Regions from separate parts of the Homo sapiens genome. Here region 2 is linked to region 1. Evidence: chromatin contacts called from ENCODE Hi-C or POLR2A ChIA-PET data. All regions are on one chromosome and are shown on one strand. The core of a region is the stretch at or near the end of the contact, and the rest is flanking DNA. Distances in the headings are between cores, read along the strand shown.

Evidence for each region. A loop is a pair of places that touch in the nucleus more often than their neighbours do. ChIA-PET counts read pairs that join two places held with the same protein, here RNA polymerase II (POLR2A). Pooled maps may share reads with other maps.
Region 2: a pooled map shows a loop between it and region 1 (2.0-fold over the local background). The contact joins the enhancer-like site here to the promoter of DTNBP1 in region 1. A Hi-C loop is called at or near these places in 1 of 168 maps with a recorded cell type or tissue (ascending aorta) and 1 of 50 pooled maps. POLR2A ChIA-PET finds 5 or more read pairs at or near these places in 1 of 52 experiments (PC-9).

What each region holds. Positions count from the first base shown.
Region 1 is chr6:15,660,873-15,664,277 of GRCh38, reverse strand. DTNBP1 (dystrobrevin binding protein 1) reads left to right here and starts at 1,250. Exons shown (of 10, transcript NM_032122.5): 1 at 1,250-1,464. The coding sequence starts at 1,409. RefSeq lists a silencer at 1,254-1,763 and an enhancer at 1,994-2,043.
Region 2 is chr6:16,689,323-16,692,309 of GRCh38, reverse strand. The region is part of intron 2 of ATXN1 (ataxin 1); the gene reads left to right. Among named protein-coding and RNA genes, the nearest start is that of ATXN1-AS1, 70 kb to the left of the region's middle. Within about 2 kb of position 1,354, at least 4 of the 41 ENCODE cell types and tissues checked have a DNase peak (open chromatin) inside an H3K27ac peak, as active enhancers do; they include PC-9, where a contact is called at or near this core.

The DNA of each region.
Region 1 (3,405 bases), core at 1-2,500:
GGCTGCTGTGTCAAGGATGGATTATAGGGGTGTGTATGGCAAAAGAGTAGAATCTGGAAGAACTGTCTGTGTTCCCATTGAAAGAGGATGGTGCCTTCGACCAGGATAAATATAGTGAAGATATAGAAAGAGAAGGAGGTTCCAGAAATACTTCAGGAGTAGAGTTGATTGGATTTGATGGGTTAATATGGGGAATGAGGAAAAGAGGGGAACCAGAGGTGATTTCAAGTGTCTTACCTTGAGCAAATTGGTGGATGGTGGTGTCATTTACTGAAACGGAAAATACAGGATGAGCAGATTAAAGGTGAACATGCAATGAATGAAATTTTCAATTTTGTGTATGTTGGTCTGAGATGCCTTTTGGATACATGTTGTATACATGCTTACATGAGTAAGCAACTGGTATGAATTGACGGAGAGGGAGGAAGGACAGGGCAGAAGATAGAGCTGTGGGAGTCATCGGTTCCTTGACAGAATTTACAGCGTGGTAATGGATAGACTCTATGCTATCCATCTATGGAACAACACATCTGGAGAAGAGAGAAGAGCTGGGGAGGCTGGACTGTAGCCTTGGGAGTGGCTATTAAAATAGGAGAAGGGGTGGAGCGGAAGGGAGAGAGGAACTATGGAGTGCTTAGCAAGAGAAGAAAGTGTTTTAAGGATGGGGATGATAAACTGCATTGAAAGCCACTGAGAGGTGGAGAAAAAATCAGGGCAGAGAAGTAATAAAAGGCATCAGCAACATGGAAGTCACTGGTGACTCGCGAAAGGCGATCACCTTTGGTGTGTAGGGCACAAAAGCCTGGGGGGGTAAAGAGAGAGTGGAAAGTAAGAATGTCGAGACAGTCGACTATTATTGCCATTTTATGAATGAAGAAACCGAGGCTCAATATTTGACTGTCTCATTCAAGGTGAAAGCCAGTGGGGTCAGATCCTGGACCTAGAATCCATGCAATGATTTGTGCACATCGCCTATTGAAGAGAGAGATCCAATTCTCTTCCAAAACGTAAAAGCCAACACTTCCCTCAAAGGAGGCTTCGAGTTAAATCATCCTTTCACGATGCCGCTTCCATTTTAAAGAAAAAAAAAAAAAAACGAGAAGGCCTGGTGCGGGATAGGAATGAGCCGAGGAGCTACTGGCCCTCTCGGTCGGGGGAAGACCCGCCCCTTTTCCGCAGCCCGAGCCCGGCGCAGTCCACTGCGGCTGCGCGAGCCTGGCGCGCGCGGGGCGGGAACGCGGAAGGGGCTGGGGTTGCGGCGCGGCGGCGAGGACCAGACCGGGGGCGGGGCCGGTAGTGGGAGTGCGGGGCGCGCGGTGACAGCGCGGGGTTGGCGGCGTGGGACCCAGGGGGCGACAGAGGCAGCAGCAGCCCGAGGCCTGAGGAGAGGAGACCGGCGGCGGCGGCAATGCTGGAGACCCTTCGCGAGCGGCTGCTGAGCGTGCAGCAGGATTTCACCTCCGGGTGGGTATACGGTGGGCGACGAAAAGGGACCTGAGGGGGCCGGGCCGCCGCCTGGGATGCCCCTGCCTCGCTCCCTTCCCCGCGCCACGGTCCAGGGTCCGTCCTGTCCCGCACCTCCCCGCCCCGCCCCGCCGAGGAAAGTAACGAACTTCCCGGCGTCCTCGCGTCGGGCGGCGCAAAGTAACTTAGGTCCCTGCGGGCCGCCTGTGACGCGCACCCCCCAGGACCGGGAGGCGCTCGGCGGCGCAGCGGAGCGCCCGGGGGGGGTGTGGGACCCTGCGGTCCTTTCCCGGCAGCATCAGCTGGGCCCTGGAGGGAAGTCATGTGAGAAGCCAGCGCGCCTCACCGCTTCCGCCCCCGCGGCACAGTGGCCTGCGCCCCTCGGCCCAGCAGACACCTGCTCGTGCGCACCTGGAGCTGGGCCAGCCACCCTCCCCGAGTCGGATCGCACCGCGCAGCAGCCTGCACCCTCCGGCCACAGCCTTCCGCGCCGCGTCTCGGCTTTCACGCCCGGCTCGCCGGCCTAACCCTTGGCAAGGCTGGCCGCCCCTCCCCGTTGCGTCCTTTCTCTACCTTTGCCGTGAGCTCAGCGCCTCGGCGAAGGAACTCCTAAGCAGGAGAAGCGACAGAACTTTAGGAATGCTTTTAATACCCAGCGGTTCCCAAACTTTGCTTAGAATCACCTGGGAACCTTTCAGAGTTCTGATGCCCAGGTCTCACCCCCTACCTGTTGACCAGAGTGCCTGGAGACGGCGTTTTAAAGATCCCCAGGGGATTCCAGTGGGCACCAACGCCTGGGAACCACAGGCCGAGACTCTGGCGCCAGATTGCCTAGGCATCCTGGCTCGACCACTAAATCAAACGTAGTTACTCAGCTGCCTTGCCTCAATGTACTGTTTCCGCTACCGTAAAATGGGGATAATGATGGTACTTAAAAGGTTATTACAAGGATTAATGAATTAATGTGTAAAACACGAAGCAAGCATCATGTCAGTATTGTTACTTAGTGCTTAATTTTAATTTTTTCATTCCTTTAAAGTGAAAAAGATCTGTCTTTGAAAAGGATCTTTCAACTTTAGCTTACAAATCCTGTTGGAGGATGCACTGAATGTGAGAACATTTCCACTCATACTGTTTTAAATTTCTCCCCCCCACCCCCCTTTTTTTTGAGATGGAGTCTTGCTCTGTCACCCAGACTGGAGTGCAGTGGCGTGATCTCGGCTCACTGCAACCGCCGCCTCCCGGATTCAAGCGATTCTCCTGGCTCCACCTCCTGAGTAGCTGGGACTAGAGGCGCCCGGCTTATTTTTGTATTTTTTAGTAGAGACGGGTTTCACCATATTGGCCAGGCTGGTCTCGAACTCCTGACCTTGTGATCCTCCCGCCTTGGCCTCCCAAAGTGCTGGGATTACAGGCGTGTGCCACCGTTCCCGGCCCACCCTCCCCCCCTTTTTTTTAAAGTGACAAGTTCTCGCTCTGTTGCCCAGGCTGGAGCGCAGTGGCGCTATTATAGCTCGCTGCAGCCTCCAACTCCTGGGTACAAGAGATCCTCCCTCCTAGGCTTCCTGAAGTGGTGGGATTATGGGTATTAGTCACTGCGCCCAGCCTCGTTTTAAATTTCTAATGAGAAAGATGTTAGCCAAAATTTTATCTTAATGGACAAAAATGTTAATACTATTTGCACATTGGGCGTTGAATAACAAACTGTCAAACGCTTGAGCACTTACCATGCGTCAATCATTTTTGTTAGTTTGGTGTTTAGAAAGTTATGGACGCTCGGAGTCATTCACTGATGGGTGTGCTTGCGTGCTTGCATTTTGTTCTCCCTATTTAGTAAAAGTACCTTCTTTTCAGAGCGTAAATTATTGTATTGAAAACTTTTTGGTGTGATGCTGAAATGGCCCATTTGTAGCATGAGAGTGGCCATTATTCTCCTGTTAG
Region 2 (2,987 bases), core at 105-2,604, 1.0 Mb before region 1:
AAGAAAAATGTTTACTTCAATGGTTACAAATAGATTAATCATATAAAGTACATATTTGCAGAGTCTCGCTCAGTCGCCCAGGCTGGAGTGCAGTGGCATGATCTCGGCTCACTGCAACCTCCGCCTCCCAGGTTCAAGCAATTCTACTGTCTCAGCCTCCTGAGTAGCTGGGACTACAGGTGCGTGCCACCACGCCCGGTGTATTTTTAGTAGAGATGAGGTTTCACCATATTGGCCAGGCTGGTCTCGAACTCCTGATGTCAGGTGATCTGCCCGCCTCGGCCTCCCAAAGTGCTGGGATTACAGGCTTGAGCCACCACACCCGGCCTATTCTAAGGCTTGTTCTAAGGCTCACAGATGGCACCTTCTCTGTGTATCCTCACATGGTGGAAGAGGCAAAGCAGTTCCTGGGGGAGTTCTTTGATAAAGGTGCTAATTCCATTCAAGAGGGCACCTCCCAAGGGCTCCACTCCCTAATACTATCACGTGGGGAGTTAGGATTCGACATGTGAATTTTGGAGGCACACAGACATTCAGGCCAAGGCATAAACAGTGACCACTTTTGTTCTGTCTGTCCACACACTGCCTAGAGCTTCCATTTATTTCAACTACATTTGCTTTTTTCTTATTTATCTGTTCAGAGTATCTTCTCAGTGGCTATTTATTTACCACCCTTTAACATGTTTTCTTGACATTGTACTTCAGCCTGTATATGCTTTGCAACTCAGGAACTATGCTGGCTTAACTAATAGTACCTACTTAACAGGTGAAACTGACAGTAACAGCTTAATAGGTGCTTTCCATTTTTAACATACCTCAGCTTTTTATAAATACAAAAAACTCTCAATCTTTTAATGTGGTTTTAAATTTTAAACAGGTCTTCTTTCATTTTCCTTTACAGAAAACTGTAATACTGCATATGCATTTTCAAACTATGCATATTTCTTCTTCATTCCATGTGGAAGTTTTTATTCAGCCTTTCAGTAAATTTTACTTAGCTTGTCCCATGGATGCCGTAGGTGTAAGGAATATGATAGTGAACAAGACAGACAGAGCTCCTCCCCTCAGGGAGCTTTGCCATGATACACGATGATGACAATGATAAAAGGAGCAAATAATGATTTGGGACCTGATTCCAAAGGGATATTTCTGCGACACTTACAATGAAATTCCAACCTGGCACCATCTTTTTCACTGCAGAATGCATGAAGGTGGTTGCATCATGTCATTTCGACATGCATTTAAATGTAATGAAAGGCACAAGTAGTGATTGCAAACACTACAATAAGTTGCTTGTTGACTCTCTTACTGTCTTCCTTCTTATCTCCCTTTCTTCCTTTGTCTCATTCTCAGTTTTCAGAGCTTAGTCATTATTTCGTAATCCTCTCCTAAAATGAAATCTGGGGCTCTAAGGACAGGAGGCACAGGTTGTGTTTGAACAGCATCATCGTGCTTTATGAAGGGGATTGGAGGGGAGATTCTGCCCCACAGTATGGTCAGGTCTCGCTCCAGGCAGCACTGACTACATTGGTGCTGGTTGGGTAACTGTGGCTCGGCAGGTCACTCTCCCTCTTTCCACCTCCGTTTTCTCATTATTAGTAGAAGTCGAAATAGCATGGTTTTCTAAGGCCTCTGCCAATCTACAATTCTGTGATTCATATGTTCCTAAACACTTGAGTTACTTTTTCTCAATAAATGGAAATATATTTTCCAATGAGGCTGGAAATACATTTTCCAATTATCCTCTCCCCTGGTTTATAACATATCATCAATGTGTTGGGACTTCTAACACTGCTTCTGCTGTAAGCCCATCAAGAGGTTAATTACCTTTGAAGAATGAGGAACTGCTGGAAAAGAACTGTAAAACCTTCAAGAGAACTTTGGAGTTAATCCCTCTGGTAATAGGAATCAATGTCACTCACACATCTAGTTGCCAGTGGAGGAGGAATAACAGCACTGGGCCAAGTAGACTTGAAGGAAGGCAGGTTGCTGATAGAGTGGAGAGCTGAAGATTCTGAATCAAGCTCATCATGACTCTCTTCCTCCTCTTTGAGGCTACCCAATCAGAGCAAAAACAGTATTTTAAAAAACCTCAACTGGATGAGCCTGATGCAGTGGTGTGCTCATGCAGTCCCAGCCAAAGGGTCACTTGAGCAGAGGAGTTCAAGGCCAACTTGGGCAACATAGTGAGACCCCGTCTCTAAGACAAATAATAAACATCAAAATTAAAATTAAAAAAAACCCAACCCAGTGTTCCCTTCAGAATCCTGAGTGGTTTGTTTCATCTTCCTCTATTCTGGCTTGTGTCATCTTCCTCTCTTGTAATGGATAAAAACTCCAAATGAAGACAAAAATGAGGAATTTGTCAAAAAAATTGAATTGCCAACAAAAGCCATCTTTGGTTGATCAAACGGTACAGACGTTTCAGTTAGACAAGAGGGCTAAGTTTCTGAGACCCATTGTACAGGATTATTAATATTATTCATTTTTAGCCCTCATAATAAGGTATTATAAATGTCAAGATTGCTAAAAGAATACGTTTTTAAATGTCTTCATTATAAAAAATAAGTATGTGAGGTGATGGACATATTAATCAGCTTAATATAATCATTTTATAGTATATGTAGCTATATCAAAACATCACATTATAACCCATAACTACATGCAATTATTATTTGTCAATTAAAAATACAAATCTAGGCCAAGGTGGGAGGATCCCTTGAGCCCAGGAGTTTGACAGCAGCTTGGGCAACATAGGGAGACTCCATCTCTACAAAAAAAAAAAAAAGAAAAAAAAAAGAAAAAAAAAGGAAGGAAAAAAAAGAAAAAATTGACTGGGTGTGGTGGCTCTTGCCTGTAGTCTCAGCTGCTCGGGAGCTGAGGTGGGAGGATCCCATGGGCCCAGGAGTTTGTGGCTGTAGTGAGCTATGATCATGCCACTGCGCTCTAGCCTGAGCAAGAGAGTGATACCCTGTCTCAAAAGTAAA